Linked DNA regions of Mus musculus: region 1 is linked to region 2. The links are chromatin loops, found by intact Hi-C in ENCODE. Cell type or tissue: left cerebral cortex. All regions are shown on one strand. Each heading gives the region's core, and the rest is flanking DNA. Links, peaks and the distances in the headings are about the cores only.

Region 1 (9,360 bases), core at 847-8,846, 68 kb after region 2:
TGTTGAGTGCTAATAGGTACTTAATAAGCACTTGTTGAATGACCAACTGAAAGTATGAAAGGCCCAAAGTAAGGATTAAGTTCTGCCTGAGCTTGACAGGATGCTGTGGGACCTTGAATTCTGCCGCTGAGGCCAACAGCCGCTCACTGCTTACAACCTCGGTGTCAGGAGGCAGTTAGAGAGTTGGCTGCCTGCCTCCTGGTCCTGGGGAGCAGTTTAATTTCTAACATTTAGACTCCTATAGGTCTAGGGGATGGGAGCTATGGACTTTCTGGCACAGATTTCATATATGTGCATAAGTCTTTAGGCATAGATAAGAGAATTCATAACTTTGAGGAAGGCATGAGTTTCTATCTCCTTTTATTTTGTAAGGAAAGAGAAGTGAAGTCCGTAATTTTTACCAAAGTATTAAAGGGTTGAAGCCAAAACAGGGCTACAAACCTCCAGTCTGAGTCAGTTTGGGGCCACCTGACGATCAGCCCCTGTGGTGTTGCGGCCATCAGAGAAGCCTTTGCTTCTCAGTGTGTGCCGGGGGGAGCTGGGACCCCACTTTGCCAGAGTGTGAATACTCGCATGCACTCGGGCACTCCCCAGTCGTCTTTCGCAGAAAATATACCAAAGGCCAAGTAGTTACAGATCACGATGGGACCACAAGCAAGAATCAGACATGACTCAGTTCCTCCAAAGGGTGGTATAGTTATTACAGGAATACTCCTCTGTCTCGAACATATTTAAGCCATGATTTCAGACTAAGCAGTAGGTTCACAGCATCCATGACTCATCGCCATGTACAACGTAGGAACCCAACTGCAGCAGCTTGACTTGGAGCACCGGACTTAGGAGAATTAACAAACAGGCAGATGCGTGACTCTGACGTGAGGCATGGATGGACCCATTTTTTACCTAATGTCACCTGAGTTCTCATCAAAATCTCCCTCCCCTGGGCCACTTCTCTCTCTGTTCCTGAATCTCCATTCCCAGCCCGGACTTCTCTCGGACCCTGTTTCTGTCATGTGTACCTGTCTACACAGACATTTCCAATGCCCACATCCTTCCTTAAATGTGCACTTACCATTCCATTCCTTCCAATCAGGAGGACGGTCTTTTGAACAGGACCCAAATGAAACCATGCCCGAGCCCTCTCCATACTGGCGACCTGTCTCTAGTGCCTGTCTAATTTTCCCATAACTTTTAGAATTTTTTTCCTTTTTGATGCCTCAACCCAAATGTACTTTTTAGCCTGTGAAACTATATTCTGTCAGACATAATGTACATGGTTCTAGCCACTGCATTCTACCACAGTTCCCTGTGGCTTTTCTATTGTCTTTATTAACCATTCAAATACCACCTGGCAACCACAAAGATTTGTTTGTGTGTTGTTGTTGTTGTTTTAACAAATCAAACTGTTTTATTTTTTTTACAGCAAAAATGTTCAAAGTTTGCTTGTTGGATATGTCCAAATCGTTTATCTTGATGTGCAGATTTAAGTACAAAGGGGCCCATGCCAACCCCCATAGCCTGAAGAGACCTCATAGGTCTTTCATGTTCATTCCTTGGGTCCAGAGAACTCCTGCTGCAGGACTTAATCTAGATTCTAACCCCAAATCCACTGCCTGACTGGTCCTTTATAGAGTTCAAAACTTCTCAGGTTTGCCAGCATCTCTTCCTTAGGCATTTAGAATGGCTGTGTGGACTTTCTCCCTGACAAAGCTTCTTATATTACCATTCCGTTTGTTTCTTCCATAGTGTTTCTAACTGATATATTTTATTTATTGTTGAATCCCTCAGTTCCACCACACCCAGTCCAGGTTCTTCACTTCGTAAAGTCAGTGTCTGGTCTTTCTGCTAGCCACAGCTCCTTCGTTCAGTCAACGTATAAACAGTATCAGCGGATGTGACTCTGTAGAGAGCTCAGTACTAAGGCAACTCAGTCCTGTTCTAGGCAGTCAAGCAAGAGCAGTGTCCATGGTACCGTGCAGAAGTGTCCCCTCCCAGAGCAGAGACTAGCATGATACATCGTTTGTGTATTCAGAAACACAGCAAGATTGTGGCTGTCCATAGGTCTGAGGCAAGAAGCAAAGGGTCTGAGCCTTTCCACATTTGCTGTGCTGATGTCCAGAGCCAAAGCAGTAGGGTGGACAAGAAGACTGAATTGCCCTCTATGTGCTGTAGCCATCCCTATAATTCCACTCACCATAACTGAGGGATTACAGCCGCCCTTTCCCCCCACCATCCTGCTCACCTCACAAGGCAGGAACAGCATTGAGACACTAAGCAGACCCCCAGAACACAGTGCTGGGGACACATTCGGAGGCACTCTGAAAATGGTTCAAGTTTATAAATTGTTGTACAGACCACCTCCCTGCCTGTGGTGGCACGATTGGCTCACAATTGTCCAATCCTGAGATGGGAACTGAGGTAGAAATGGCCGGGAGCAGATGAGACCTCAGGTGACTGTGAGCAAGCAGGACAGAACAGACTTTGGGGAGACAGGTTCAAGGAGACAGCTCATTTAGTGTGGAACAGGGAATGGTAGGAGCTTTTGGGGTGAGTATATATCACTGACCAGGGCCATGGTGCTGGGGACATATTATTTGCATGAGGAGGAAGTCCACTGCTGCTAGATCTGGCTGTATAAGGGGAAAAGAAGTCTAACTTGGCTACTGGGCCATGTGACCTCCTCTGGTAGGACAGTGGTACGGATGAGGTGGGGAGGTGGGTCCTATTCCTGCTAATCTTAGGACAAGATTTCAGGGGTTGGGCCATGATGCCTTAACCCCACTCTTGCCCCAGTTGGCTCTGGCTACACTGCCACATTCCACTCTGGAGGGTTCGGGATGGAGCGCTAATCCAGAAAGCAGGCACACAAAGGAGGCTCCACTACAGTCCTTGCTGGCCACTGGGAGTAGCTGGTTTCTTGTCTTCTCAACCTCCTCAGCCTCCAGAGGTTCAAGAGGCAGGTTACTAGCAGGTCTGCCTGACTCCCGTGACGCCATCTACTGCGGTGATTAATATACATGGCAAACATTCCCTTTCCAAGGCCCAGGTGATTCAATCTAAATATTCTTTCAGAGAGGTCTTCTTAATTATAATGACATGGTGTAAATATAAGGAAAAAAAAGAATGTCAATTATCACTCAGTATAATAACAGCGTTAGCGTTCTTGCACATAAATTACAAGTAGGCTTACTTATTTAGAAGCATGGAAAGTGCTCAGTTTTGCAATTTAAAACTTTTGAATATGCCACGTTTAAAAATTATGTCATTACAACCAGCAGAAGTTAGTAATCACCACTAAAGTGTGTGCTCTTGAGTAACTGATGAACTATCATATTGAAATCATTTTTTAAAATCGCTTGAAAAGGCAAAATTTAAAGGCACCTATGTTTCGTTTATTTTCAAACATTCCAGTCTCATCTCAAAAAAAAAAAAAAGAGAGAATGTCTATTCCATTTCCATGGTGAGAATCTTGAATATATCTAGAGTTACCCTCTCGGGGAGCGGGGTTAGGGGGTTGGGACAGCTGCTAGTTACTTGGAGCAATTTAAATCTCAATTTGATTTGATTAAAATTAAATGAAATGCGCACTTCCTAATCTCCATAGCCATATTTCACATTCTCAATGGTCCCATGTAGCATTTGGCCACTGTGTTGATTAATGGGGAATAGAAAATTTCCACCATGACAGACAGTTCTGCTGTTGGACAATATTCTGAAAAATGTCAATGGCTCTGACCCATAATAGCTGTCCATTTGCAGCCTCAAGACTTCCTGGCAGGCCTCTCGGATTTATTTTTGGAGCGGACACTGACAGCCACATGGGTGGAAACAGTTCAATGCGGCCTTGTTTGGGAAATACAAGTATCCTATTCATGGCCAAAGATTCGAGATGAGGCCTCTGTTCTTGTCAGTGTCTGTCACTCTAACCAATTAACAATTTTCCCTAAATCAGCTGTTAGGGCTCATTGAAATCAAACAATTTCACTGTATCAGGTTGTGGTAAACACATCCTTCACATTCTAACCTACTGGCTCTAAGTCCCTCCCTCTAGAAAGGTTACAACTCATAAGCTCATGCTGAGTCCCAATCCCTCCTCAGCGGACCAGAGCTTGGAAGCATCATCTAGCCATTGTGGGATAAAGATGTGATCTCCATCCATGCTCTCTGAGATCGTCATCGAGGTCTTATTCCTTTGCAGATCACCTACAAAGCAGTCAGTTCCTTTGACCCGGAAATAGATTTATCCAACCAAAGTGGGCGAGTTTCAAAACTGGGAAATGAAACCCATTTTCTGTTCTTTGGCCTGTATCCTGGAACGACGTACTCCTTCACCATCAGAGCCAGCACAGCGAAGGGGTTCGGACCTCCGGCAACAAACCAGTTCACCACAAAAATATCAGGTATCATACACTGATGAGTTATGCCTTGCATCAGAAGCGATGTTTCTGTGCCTTTTCAGTGCTAAGATAGAGATAAAATGCAAAAAAACAACACGGCGGTAAATTTTATTAGTACAACTCTGGGTACCTAAAACAGACTCATAGAATACAATAAATGCCGTGTGTATTTAGCGTCTGGGATATGGCCCTCTTGTATTTAGGCATGGCTAGTTTTACCAGTTCTCCTTGAAGGACTTCAGTACAATGCAGAAGGTTCCGGTGAGGTTCTCTCTGGTCACCAGAGAAGCAGGGCTGGAGCGACTCTGACATAAACCGCAAACTCAGCATTAAAGCCGCACATGCGCTCTACCAGGCCTCAGACTGCACCTCTGGTTGCTTTCCCTCCTACAAAGAGACAGCGTGCAGAGTGGTAGCAAACACCCATGTGCTCCAGCTTTTTGCAGATCCAATTATATCATCCCCCAAAATATATAGTTTGAAGAATAATTCCGGCATATCCGCCTGTGCAGAAAACGTCTGTGTTCCTCAGGAGGAAGTTAGCTTGCCATCTGGTATGGGATATTTAACCACAATAAACAGAATTCCATGAACGTTTTCTTATTTTTCTTTTCTCTTTCCCCTTTGGCTGAGAGTGGGGAAATATTTGGGTTTTTTGGATTGAGCTTTTTGTGGCGTGTTTTGTTAGTCATCCCTCTGTCGCTGTGATGAAAATACTTGATTTCCTTCTGTTTCAGCCAAACCTTTTATAAAACAGGAGATGAAGGGAAATAAATACAAATTTAAAAAAAAAAAACATGTTAAGTATTGCTGAACTAGCCCTCAGAGCTGGTGAGAAAAAAAAAAAGGGGGGGGGGGACTTGAAAGAGGAGAGCTTTTCTTTACGGTTCAAAGGGCTCGGACCATGGATGCCTGGCACCATCACTCTGGATCTGAGATGCTGTTGCTCGTCCTGGTGAGAAGCACATGATAGAACATAGCTATACACCTCTCTGTGACTGGAAAGACAGACAATACAGGAAAGATTCTGGGGCAAAATCCACCCTTGACATCCTTCCCCTGTCTGGCTCATCAGTCTGAAAGGCTGCCTTTCCTAATAGTCTCTTCCGGTACAAGCTCATCAGTCAGGAGGTCCTTTGGTAAGAGCCGCGGTCTCCTGAGCTGCTCAGGACTCCGAAGCACTGTATGCAAAGAACCAAGCGTCCAAGCTTCCTGGTGACATTTTTATATCCAAATGATAGCACGACATATCCATATCAAAACATAAAAATGTAGAGAGTTAGGAAAAGGGCTCACCAGCTCCAAGGACTAGTTCAGTAATATTCATCATGGGTTTTTTTTTTGTAATATTTATTTCCCTTCATCTCTGTGTTTATAAATGGTTTGTTTGAAAACAGAAGGAAATCAAGGTTCAATATTTTAAGTGCTCTAGGAGGTTTGGAGAGAAAAGGGTTTTTTTTTTTAAATTATAACTTAAGGAATATTTTTATACATCTTGAGGTTTTTATGTGCACAGACTTGACTTGAAATCTAATATATATCCCAGAACAGAGTTGGAAAATAAGTTTTACTTGGGAGGTTAAAAAAAAAAAAAGGCATAGGTGGGCAAACACTTGCATAGAATAGTTACTGGACAGAATAAGAATTCCGGAACACTGGGATACTTTGGCTCTGTGTCCTATGACCTTAAGTGAGTACATCACTAGTAATATGGTATTACCTATTGTGTTAAGTTTTCATGGTGACTTAAAGAGAGTATGTGTACCCATGAGCATTACTTCCAACAAAGTTTTTTTTTCCCAAAATACAGAGCATATTTCTGTGAGTATTAACATAAGGGAGATGTTCCATTAGAAAAATAATTAAACTTTCCCACATATTGTATAAAAATTCCAACGAGTATGAGCCTGGCCACCTCCAGTTCATAAAATTCTATCCAAAAGCAAAGAAACTTGACATTTCATTTGCTCTATACAAGCTCACCCAAAGTAATGATTTGACTTTTATGGAATTAAAACCACATTGCGAGGCTTGGCTCTCAGCTACTCAGGGAACCTTGGTTGGATTGCTTAATCCTAGAATTTCAGGGCCAGCCTTAGGAAACAGCAAGACCTCAGCTCAGGGAAGGGGAGAGAGGGAGGAGGTTAGGTTATAGTTCCTCATCTCTACTCTCTATTTTCATGCACCTAAGGGAAGGAGCTATGCTTGGATCCAGCACATCACGTAGTTGCATGTTGGAAAGTAGAGTCAACTCTTAATGGAATTAGAGTGGACTTTGAACATTTAGAAAAAAATTAATAGATGTGGCTGATAACTCACATTTGTTCCATAAAAGTTTTTTCCCCCAGGTAAGATATTTTGTGTGCTCACAGAAAGTGATCTCTAGCTGACCCATTAGACACCCCTGCCTGCAGGTGGTGGAGACTGGAGGCTCGTGCATCACAGCTCCATGCTGTGGAGAGTCTGTCTGAATCTCTCAGGAGGGGAGAGATTGCTGTAGTGCCTAGTTGCTATAGGCTAGGCTAAGACAGTGTTTCTAGAGGGAAAAAAATGCCAGAAATAACTAAAGAGGGCCCTTTGCTGGGAAATTATTGATAGCTGATGTGCATGTGTGTGTGTGTGTGTGTGTGTGAGAGAGAGAGAGAGAGAGAGAGAGAGAGAGAGAGAGAGAGGGAGAGAGAGAGAGGGAGAGAGAGAGAGAATGAATGAATGAATGAATGAATGAATATCATTCTTTTATTTCTTCATTTTAAACCTGTGGTCAGTGGTGGACTTCCTGTGCTCCAGTGGATGGGCCCACACCCATACACATATGGGCCCTAACCAGACTTGCTATTTAAAACAAAGAAGAAAGACAAAGACATGAGGTTGGGAAGGATTTGTTGAAGAGGGAACTAAGGACATGCCTGTGCTTCCTTGTATAAAAGCATGAAATCCTCAAGAATAAAGAAACAACTTTTAAAACAATTTCTGTTAGGAAGAGAACTGGTCCGTAGATTATTTTGCCTGTAGAACTGTCTCTTCGAGCTACCATAACAATGGGGGTTAGTCGCTCCTGTTGTAAGAGACTCCTAAGCTGAAGCCCCAGAGAGGATTCCTGTACCTCCAGCTCACACAGCCCAGGCTGGCCTCAAGTTCACCGTGCAGCTCGGGATGACCTTTGACTGGTCCTCTTGCCTCTGCCTCCCAAGTGCCATGATTCTGGGCCTGCGCCACTATGCCTAGTTTATACGATGCAAGGACTTGAACTCAGGGCTTAGTGTATGATATGCAAACACTCTACCTACTGAATTCCATCCCCAGATTTAACGTTACCTACACCCCCTGTGCTGAATAACATTATATGGAAGAGAAAGCCAAACCCAAGCTGTGCTCTTTCTCTGTTTCTCATGTGTTCCCCACTTCCCTGCTTTTGCCAAGAATCCATTGGGTGTGGTGGATTGATCACTACTGTATGCTCTCAGTGTCCTTTGTAAAATAAGTAAAATATCACGAAGAAAATCAGCACGAAATAATAAGTCTCCCATCTAATCCCTTTTCCCTAGCACCATCCATGCCAGCCTATGAATTTGAGACACCTTTGAATCAGACTGATAATACAGTGACTGTGATGCTGAAACCTGCACAAAGCAGAGGGGCTCCAGTCAGGTAAGGGGCAGTGGGAGGGGCCAGAGGGAGGGCGACCAGTGGGAGGAGCCAGTGGGAGGGCCAGAGGGAGGGACCAAGGGAGGGGCCAGAGAGAGGAGCAGAAAGGGAGGGGCAAAGGAAGGAACAACAGCAAAAGGGTCATACTGGCTCCAAAAACATGTTCACTAATTTCTCCAGAGTCTTTTTCTCGGTTTTCCAAGCTGCGTCCTCGTCAGGTCTCCTTAAAGGAACTGTCTGAGGAAGATGCAAGGACCACCATGGAAGGGGATGTAAATGCTGCATACTCCAACAAAAGAGGGTTGTTGTCCTTTTTCTTAACCAGGCATCTTGACTCTCAAATGATAACTGCTTTCTGCATGCAGTTCAGGTTCCCAGGAGTGGTGGACATTGCTTTCTGAGCTTTAAATCAACTGGTTTTTAAAACATATATTTATTCAATTTTTAAATTGACTAATTTCCCAAGTACATATTTAATGTATTAGTTTTGTTGTTGTTTTTTTTTTTAAGGAGAGAAAAATACTGGGAAAATCAACATGAAGTCTTTACTTGAAATTAAGTTTATTACCAACATCTAGGCCGAATTTCTCATTCCACTATGATTTCTGTTTAAAAGGAAATCACAAAGTAGGCAGGGCCTTCACAGTGAATGAGTTAGGAATGATTCCGAATATCCCGGGAGTGTGTCTGGCATAGGATCACCAGTCTCTGTAGGTATAACTTCCTCTTGTTTCAATGGGATTGGATATTTCACCTTTGCCTATCTGGACCGGTACCCTTGCATCCATCCCTTATTCTGAATAGCATCTCCATTCACAGTAAGACCGCGTGCAGTTTGTCTCCAGGCTCCTGTTTGGAGAATTTGATCTGATGAGCCTTTTAAATCCTGATGACATGTGACCATACTTCTCCTTCCTTTTTATGTGACAAATAGTTGAGTTTTGTTCTGTCTGATAAAACACACACACACACACACACACACACACACACACACCCACACACACACATCTTGGCTCATGCAGCCAAAGATCACAGGAGAATAGTATTAGGGTAGAATTGTGAAGATTTATGTTTGTTTGTTTGTTTAAAAAAAAGCTTGAAAATTCTTTAAAAACAACTGGTGTCCTGTTGAATTGTGTGTCACAGTCCCTCTTTGAGCCATTTATGCCAATTCATAGGGACAGTTATCTAAAACAATGAATATGGGCACACTCTGCTAGGCATTGATGCTGTTACCACTGGGGGAGGATGATCTGATGCTGTGTGGCACCCTGGGTTGATTTTTGTACATTGTGGAAGTCTGATCATTTGACGGGGC
Region 2 (9,360 bases), core at 871-8,870:
AGAATACTGTGGGCTCCCTGGAACGTGGGCACTAGTCTCAGAACGTTCAGCGAAAAGGATGCTGTAGAGAAACAGAGATGATGGCAGGAGGAGGTAGGAGGGTGAACAGCTGAAGCCTGGAAACAGAACAGCTCTGAGCAGGTGAATGGACTAACTGGCTGGCACTACTGGTGTCTCCATGTCCTGGACTGGGTCAGAAACAGAATAGGAACAGGTTACAGGTTACCAGTCTCTACTGTGATAGCTGTTTTCACTACTATATCTTCTGCTCAAAGGGGCATTTGCCTCTTTACATATTCCATATAGGAACAGTGGTCAATTTTTGTAGGATCAGGCCTTAGGCTGTCAGAACCTAGAGAGGACAGCAACCATCTCCCTTCAGTTGAGTATGGGCTAAGGGCTTTGACCAAGGTCATTTTATTCAGAAAAGTGAAAGTTCGCATGTCCAGGCAGGAACTTGCTATGTTTTGTAATGTTTCCAGCTTCCTTTAGTACCCATTTCAAAATTAGGAAAACTCATGAGATGATTCCAAGAACACATGGCTCACTGGCCCATGCTCCATGCTCTTCACAAGAATTCGTGATGAAGGTCAAGATATGGCCCCATAGGTTATTGGTTTAACAGGAACCTGTAATACAAGGTACTAATGCCAGGCATTTGCAAAGCCTGCAGTATAGTCAAGCTTTAACATTAGCCTTCCTGGGAATTGGGAAGTTAGCTCAGTCAATAAACACTTGAGTTCAGTTCCCAGGACACACACAGACAAAAGAGAGCTGTGCACAATGGTGTGTGTTGGTATTCTTAGTGCTGGGGAAGCAAAGGTAGACAGACAGCTAGAGCTCTCTAGCCTGCCAGCCTGGCCTGTTTGAGTGAGTTTCAAGATAAAACGTCAGTGGACTAGACCCGAGGAATGGCATGTGAGACTGTCCTCTTCCTTCTGCACATGTGTGTGCATCTCCTCACATGCACCCTCACATATGTGCACTCAGAGGATATGGACCTGTGCACATGCATAAAACACAGACACAGAGACACACGCATGTGCACATGCAAGCACACACCTGCATGCGAGCACACACATGTGCATGAATTCAAGCATACACACCCATGCATGAAAGCACATATATACATGTGCATATGCCAGCACATACCTGCACATGTGAGCACATACACATGCATGCATTAAAGCACACACATGTGCTCATGCGAGCACACACACACTCACACATACACATACACACACACACACACACTTTCCAACTTGAACAAATAACCCTCTAAGACAGATGAATGGTTTCCGGCTTGTCAGCACCTGCTGTGTGTTATAATTGACATTTCCTTAAACTGTTCTACCTCAGTTAATGTCATTAAGTTTTAGAATTTAAAAAAGAGCTACTGTTAAAAGCTGCCTCTGATTATTTTGACTGTGCAGGACCATCTCAGATGAGATCATACAAAAGCTGTAGGTAGTTCATCTATTCACCATGCCTGACATATTTAGATTTGTGAATCTCCTACCAAAAGCAGGGAGAAAAAAAAATCAGATACCTGAAAATGGCGGTAATTAGACATTTAGGTGGCTGAATGCCACACGAAGACATCTCAGTATGTCTTCATGACATTAGTTTTTTTTTTTTTTTCCTTACCTGATTTTGGCTTCTGAAACCCCCAGAAAACACTATAGAGCTAACATCCAAAAGAGGCTAGCTAGCCTGCTATCAGGGAGACTCAGTCAGGGAACAGAGCAAGGAATTCATTCCAGATATGATCTGTCCTGAGCAGATGCTAGCTCCCTGGTACCCAGCCATTGGCAGTATGATAAGGACATAAGTGAGCAGGGCCCAGCACTCTGCAGCTATAAAGACATAACAGCTCCATAGTGGATTCCTAGAGTGGGGTGCAAATTGTGGCTAATGTTACAGTTAGTCTTCATTATCAACTTGATGGAACTCTGACGAGCCCAGGTGAGCGGAGCACTCTGGATGTTTCAGGGGGATTAGCTGGCTGTGGCTAGCACCGTCCCAGGGACTAGGAGCACAGGCAGAATAAAGGGCACTCCGAGTGATGCTCAGGGCAGGTGGTCCTCACCTTTCTCTGCTTCTTGGCCTGCGCTGGCACTCTTAGGTATGTGCTTCCAGGGCTGACCACTTGGTATTAAATAATCCACCGCCATGCTTTTTCCTGGGGAAGACTATTTCTCCCACAGTGAGCATTCTGTAGTTGCCCATTCTTCTGTGTCTAGTTGAGTCCTTGTGAGCCACCTACCCCTCATCTATGTTAACATGTCTGTTTGTGTTGTCCTTATGAAGATAATGCCCTCACAGTCTTCGTAAGGTTTTATGGGTGTAGCTTCTGATATTCCTAGAAGACGCGATCTCACAGCAAAATCTCTGTTCCTCGGACTCTTAAAATATTTGCCCTTTCCTCCACATGATCTCTGAGCCATAGGTTCAAGAGTTGTGTTGTAGATGTATCAGTTAGGGCTGGACTCCATGCCTCTGCATTTTGATTGGTTGTAGTTTTCTGTCTGTTGCAAACAGACTCCTCCTTGATGAGGGGTAAGGATTTCTTTACTCTTACTACAGTCCAGAATTCTCTGCTTAAGGAATGGTGCCACCCACAGTGGTCTAGGGCTTCCCACCTCAGATAACATAGTCAAAATATCTCCCCAGAGGTCCATCTCCCAAGTGAATGTACCTTCTGTCAAGATGACAATTAGAACTGACTGAAGCATACTGTTTTTATTTTACCATGGCTAATAACTGCAGGCCTTGTACTTCCAGTAGAGAGGACAGGGTTGGTGTACTCTACGTGAAAATGAAAGGGGAGCCTGTGGCTTCCTGCCTGTCCTACCTGCAGAAGGTACATTCAGACACCAACCCAACCTGCTGCGTCATTTCAGTGGTTACTAGTCAAAGCAACAGTTTTTAATTCTGTAAAGTGCAGCCATAGAAGCTCAAATCCCCAAAGGAAGTTCAGGGACTTAATTACATCACGCGCATTCATTAAAGCTTCTAAGAGATGGTGTGTTTCTTTACATCCATATAATTGCAGCATTTGTTCGACAGCTTCTTTGCAAACATGTTTCAGGGCCTCCCACACGCAAGTGGCGTGCCTTAATTATGCTCTCTTTGTGCCTACCTCTTGGCCCTTTGCCTGTGGACATTCTATTTCAAGAAATTTGGGGAAGAAAGATGAGAAACATTCAGTTTCCTTTTCTTCCCTATAGGAGCTCCGAGTTCAGCCAGTCACTCATTTCCTGTCTGAAGCTCAGGGAATACTATAACAGTTCTGCACATGGGAGCTGAGTGCATCTTTCCAGCCTTGAGGGGCACTTATTGAAACTCTTTCTGCTGGGCCAGTGTTGGCTGTACAGAGGACATATATCTCTCTGAAGAAATAGAAATCCTTTCTTTGCAGACTGACCTATTAACCTCCACGAGCCTAATATGGCCCCAGAGAACAGGACAGAGGAGACATCTCAGCTGTCCCCGGAACATTCTAGAATCTAAATCACTCTCTATGATTTGAGAATGAGTTAAGGGACTATTCTGAGGGCTGAAAGCAACTTGGGCTTTAAATTCAAGGCAGCCACTCAATTAGAGATGGGGATCAAGAGGTTGCATGTTGGATAAACGCTTTATTTTAAAATAATGAAAGAGACTCATAGAAACAGTAATTTTGCAATTGCTGGATTTTTCTGTTGCCTCCCCCCCTTTTTTTCCCAAATTATGTGTGTTTGGATAAATATCTGTGTGTGTGTGTGTGTGTGCACCTTGTGAGGGATGTCTGTCTTATAGAAAATTGGGTAGAAAGATTGCTCAGGCAATTCATGTCAGTAGCGTTTGGCACAAGTTAGCATATTTTGACTGGCTGTTTGCTTGCCTATGGGGGACGGGGCGCTTACAGAGTCTGAACTGAGTTGCAAAAATAAGGTTGGACTGGGTTAATATTGCTTGTAGCTCCCAGTAATTCAGTCCAACAACCAACCAACTGCCTCCATGAGAAGAGAAAAAAAAATCCAAGCAGAATGAAGGAAAGATAAAGGCCAGGGGTGGGGGTGGGGGGTGGGGAGCGTTCCAGAACTCCACTCAATGGAATGCACTCTGATGTGGAGAGACCCTACTGGAGAGTCCTCAGGAGCCACATGGCTGCATGCTGAAGCCCCAGAAGCTAAACACATAGAGCTCATATGTGTACGCGCCATCTGTGTACCTTTGGAGGAAATTTGAATTTCTGTTTTATGTGCACCGGGTTGGATTTGTTGATCACCTTTCCCTCAAATTGTTGTCCCTCTCCCTTGCATTTCAGGGAAAAGAGTTTCTTCCACTTCACATTTAAGTGATGGCAGAATTTGCATTTCTGTAGACTCCAGCTGTCTGGTTATGTAAATGATGAGCATATGTTATATTGTGTTTTCCAAAGGGGTGTTGGCTGCTTCTAGAGCTTGGTGCTAAATTTATTTCAGAGCTTGTGAAAGGATGGTCCTTTGGGCATGACTAGAGAACACCTCCATGGTACCACACAGAAGGCAGGCCAGCAAAGCTGTGAGTGAGTCATAGCCCAGCCTGCAAGAATCAGGCCTGCCTCATTACAAATGAGCTGGGTTGCTTGTCCAACCTCATCTGAGCGTATGCCTGGAAAGTCATCATGTCTTCCTGTCTTTTAATACTCTGAGACCTCGCCCAAAGTCCTCTCTCCGGGGAGTTTCTGTTGTCTGGCCCTAGCCTTCTGATGTAGAAGTTCTGCTTAATTTTAATATGTAGATTACTTCTGCAAAAATATTTACATAAGTAACTCCATCACAGTCCTGTGGTTGAGTTTGACATGATTGCTATGTTACAGGTGAGTTCAATAGCACACTGAAGACCTTTCCCTAAATTGCACGTGGATACCTACCAGCTTATAGTTTCGGACCAAGACTCTGTCTTGTGTTATTCCTGTTAATGTTACCATAACAAATTACCAGAGGCACTCAATTTCATAAAAGAAAAAGATATGGCTAAGTTTTTGATATTTCAGTTTGAGGTTGACTGACCCATTGCCTTACAGGCTGTGGTAAGTGTAGTCCCAATGAGAACATGTCGCAGCAGGTACAGCTTTATCTCAGAGAAGCACAGAAAGAATGGAATATCTTAATCTTACCTCAAAGGATCCATCCAAGTAAGATCAGAGGACTTTGGAGCAAGCCCCAGCTCTCCAAGGCTCCAGATACTACCACGGGCCATTTAACATACAGACCCCAGAGACCACGCATCAAAGCCTTAAAGCTAGCAGGATTTACCCTGGCCAGGTGTGGTGGCTGATCTCTGCTGTTAACTCCCTGAGATTGAGAACTGCCACAGATACAAACCCTCAGAGGCATGTCCTGAAGAGATTTTGGAGATCAGGATGACCGGGATGGAAAACTCCATCCTGAATACGATCAACTTTATTCCATGAACTCAGTTCAGAATGAAATGAACAGGGAAAGGGGAAGTTGGGAAGGGACATCTAATGTTCTCTGAGCCACCTCCTTTTCCCAAGGTTGTGACTTGCTTACTTTAAGACTGTACCCTCAACCTGCGAACCAAGACCCACACTCCCTCCCCTCTCCTTCCTCTTTCTGTCCCTCCTTCCTTCTTCCCTTTCGCCTTCCCTCTCTCCCTCCCTTCCTCCCTTCCTCTTTCTGATGCTTTTATCATGGGTCATCTCTTTGATGTCAGGTTCACCCAGGGCTACTCACACATCTTCCTCTCTCCTGGTCTCAAGTTCCAGAAGTTTTGCCTCTGCTATTATCATCATGCAGCTAAATTTGGCTTCAGTCTTTGGTCTGTTACGCCGTTCTATTCTCTAATGATGGGCTAAGTGGCCTTTTCCCTTATTAAAGGTACTTTCAGGAGTCGTAACCGAGATGGGGTCGTCTTTCAGAAAGTCCCCTGGATCACAGTGGCTCTGTGGAGTTCCATGTTTAAGCAGGAACCTAATTTATTTGGTTTTACGGTGATTTAGCAGAATGTGAGGAAGAGATCTCATCATGTCCTCCTCCAGCGGATATCTGTGGTTGCTGGGACCTTGGGGGGGGGGGATGGGGGACAGGGTGGAATACATAATTTATTCTCTTCCAAACCAGCTCTGCCAGGCCTTATTGGCTACCACCCAGATGGTGTGTCTTGAATACTAAGTGTCTTTTGTATAGCCAGTAGCTCCTACTGTGTGAGTTACTTCTCCGTGGCTTTGTCCCATGAACTCTTATGAATACAAATGTCCTCAGTGGGATTTAAACTCCCTCATAAAATGTGGCCCTGTGTGTCATTCGGGAAGTCAGCTCCTGGTCCGTGTGTGTGTGTGTGTGTGTGTGTGTGTGTGTGTATGTGTGTGTGTTGGGGGAGAGGTAACTACTTTAAGAAACCCCAACAGCCATGCAGTTGTCCCACTGTGACGCATATGATCTCCTTCATCTAGAGCACCACCCTGCATGTGTATCAGCCACGGGCTGTGGAACATGCCCCCTGCCCGATCTTGGTTCTTCGTATGGGTGATTTTTTTGTTGTTGTTGCTTGTATTAGTCAGGGTTCTCTAGAGTCACAGAACTTACGAATAGTCTCTATATAGTAAAAGAATTTATTGATGACTTATAGTCGGCAGCCCAATTCCCAACAATGGTTCAGTCGCAGCTGTGAATGGAAGTCCAAAGATCTAGCAGTTACTCAGTCTCACACAGCAAGCAGGCGAAGGAGCAAGAGCAAGAGCTAGACTCCCTTCTTCCAATGTCCTTATATTGTCTCCAGCAGAAGGTGTAGCCCAGATTAAAGGTGTGTTCCTTGAACTCAGAGATTTAATCTTCTGGAATCCATAGCCACTAAGGCTCAAGATCTCCATACAAAGATCCAGATCAGAAACTTCTATCTCCAAGCCTCCAGATAAGGGTCACTGGTGAGCCTTCCAATTCTGGATTGTACTTCATTCCAAATATAGTCAAGTTGACAACCAGGAATAGCCACTACATTGCTGTTCATTTGTATTTTTATTTTTTCTAAATAATTTTTAAAGATTTGTTTTATGTAGCTATGTCTTTGTGTCTATCATATGTGTGTGATAGTATGAGAGCAGAAGAGGGTGTTAGGTGTTTCCTGAGAGTTCGTGGTATAGGCAGTTGTGAGCTGCCTAGGTAGGCGCTAGGATCCAAACTTTCCGGAAGATCCAGAAAGGCTCCTAACTGCAGTGCCATAGCTCCAGCCCCTGCTGTGTGGTGTTGAGATGGGGGTCTTAGTACAGATTAAGCTCCGCAGGCTGGCCTAGGGGGTCTCACGAAGGACTAAGTGGCCCAGGTTGGTCCAGAAAATGAACATACTCCTTCCTCGGACTCCCTGGGACTGCAGCCATCTGCCAACATGCCCAGATCTTTGTGTGAGCCTTAGTAGGTATCTCCGCTAAGAAGTCTCTGAAATCTTACTTTTAAGATTTTTTTCCTAGCTATAGAACAAATAAATATTGAGATATTCACAAAGTAACACACTTCTCCTGAAACTGTCAACCTTACCTCAAGGGGAAAACCGGATCTAATCCATTTCTCCTATTAAACTCTGTCACTCCAGCTGATGACCATCCCTGTGTAGTCTCCCTATACTCCACCCCCAAGTGCACCCCCCATACTTCACACACACACACACACACACACACCTGGCTTATTGTTTCTGAGCACAGGTGGGGCATTCTGCATGTTCTCTGGTACATATGATTCTGGGACCACACAAGTTTAGATAATGAGATTTTTTTATTGAGCAAATATTTCTTAGGTAAATACTGTCCTTAGCCCTCTGACTTATGCATGCTTCTGAAAACTCATAGCTACCTACAATCCACCTCTAGTTTTAGAAATTGCCATTTAGCCGAAAAACTAAGGAAATCATTTAATCTCGTCCAGGAATTCATAAAAACAACCCTGAGACTAATTTATTATTACTAAAGACTTTTGTAATTTTAAAAAATATATATCATTACAAAAATGAATCAGTACATTCTTCTTTTTTTTTTTCCCAAGTACATTGGAACAGCAAAGTCAAGTGATCTTCTCTGCCATGCCCAGCAAAGCCATCAGGGGAATGGATCAAAAATGCAACCGTGTCAGTTCTGCTCCGTCACGGTGTAACTAATAGAAACTGGAATTAGACTGGGGCTATAGCTCGGTGGTGGGGTGACATGCCCAGAGATTCGATCCATGGCATCCAAACAAAACCGAGACAAAAGCAGGCTGTCAAATGTCTGAGATCCTTGGGTCCAGATCCACAATGATGAAGGAAAGAATAATGCGTTGTTGGTGATAGCCCGAGGGATTCAGTACTAACCTGTCAGCCACCCGAAGGCCTAACTCTAAAATGCTCAGATTGAGGGGGAAACTACATGTTAAATTGTTCTTGCTGTCCTTTTTGTTTCTACTGGTTGCCTCTTGTCTCCTGGCTAAAGGTTTTAGGAGAAAAATTAACCCGTTTCATTTATTTGAATTCAAGGCTGTGATGGCTTCACTGTACCTCTGCTAGAAGTGATTTCCTACTTATGTGGCCATCTTGCATTCTTAAGGTGACAACTCTTCTGTGTCTGTCCATTAGGGTGTGCCCTGAGGCATATTTCCTCCATGTTTTTTGAAATATATAAGCAGTATTTGCCATTTGGTTACTTTGTGGACCATGGAGAATTAAGAGGTGAGCAGGACCTAACAGTTGAGGAAGGACTTCTGGTCACATGTGGATCCTCAGGTCCTACCATGAAGTCTTGTGTGTCCTCTTTCTGCCTCCTCCTGGCCTCTGCTGCCTCTGCAAAAGATTAGATGCGTAAGCAGGGAGGTTGTTAATTCAGACCTGTGTGGGACAGAATCAGTCTCGTAAGAAAACAACATTTGCAGCTTTCAAGGCTAACTAGAGGGATTAAAGGATCATGAAGGAGTTAATGAGAGATTTGATCTTTCAGCTTAAAGGTCTTAAAAGGAGAAAAGATCACTCTTTAAATCAGAGGCCTTTACTCAGTGTATGTGGAAATAAATAGTTAAAGAGTAAGAGAGGAAAATGTTCTCGATCCCAGTGCCATGTATGTGTTGGTTCCAAATTTCAATAATCAGCCATGCTATTTCTTTGTATTTTAGGATTTAATAATGTGGTTGGTTGACAGAGGAAAAATAGAGAATTGTTCTTTTTGACTTCCTGTGTCTCTGGCTGAGGATGCAGCTTTTCCTGGCTCCAAAGTTTTGCAGCCTTTGGGGGAAAAAAGTGTTGTTGCTGGAAGCCCTGCCTGTCTCCTTTGCATGAACTCCATGGCAACGCTCATGCGCACAGAGCCTGCTGACCTCATTCCCTTCTGCTGCCAGAATGTTTGTTCAGACGGCA

What was found. A loop is a pair of places that touch in the nucleus more often than their neighbours do. Peaks named below come from ENCODE experiments on the same cell type or tissue, not always from the same donor. Only the 100,000 strongest peaks of a DNase experiment are listed, where the experiment ranks them.
Region 1: it touches region 2 in a loop (3-fold over the local background); 3 of 42 quality-filtered maps call a loop at or near these places.

The regions. Positions count from the first base shown.
Region 1 is chr17:66,939,168-66,948,527 of GRCm38, reverse strand. It overlaps Ptprm (protein tyrosine phosphatase, receptor type, M), which reads left to right. Exons shown (of 31, transcript NM_008984.2): 10 at 4,199-4,400; 11 at 7,943-8,045. Among named protein-coding and RNA genes, the nearest start is that of Mir5709, 82 kb to the left of the region's middle. In left cerebral cortex, for the core only: no CTCF peak of the experiment used is centred there; DNase peaks (open chromatin) are centred at 3,833, 4,846, 5,372 and 5,508; H3K27ac peaks cover 658 bases.
Region 2 is chr17:67,007,167-67,016,526 of GRCm38, reverse strand. All of the region lies in intron 7 of Ptprm (protein tyrosine phosphatase, receptor type, M), which reads left to right. Among named protein-coding and RNA genes, the nearest start is that of Mir5709, 14 kb to the left of the region's middle. In left cerebral cortex, for the core only: no CTCF peak of the experiment used is centred there; DNase peaks (open chromatin) are centred at 3,122, 3,911, 4,484 and 6,150; H3K27ac peaks cover 571 bases.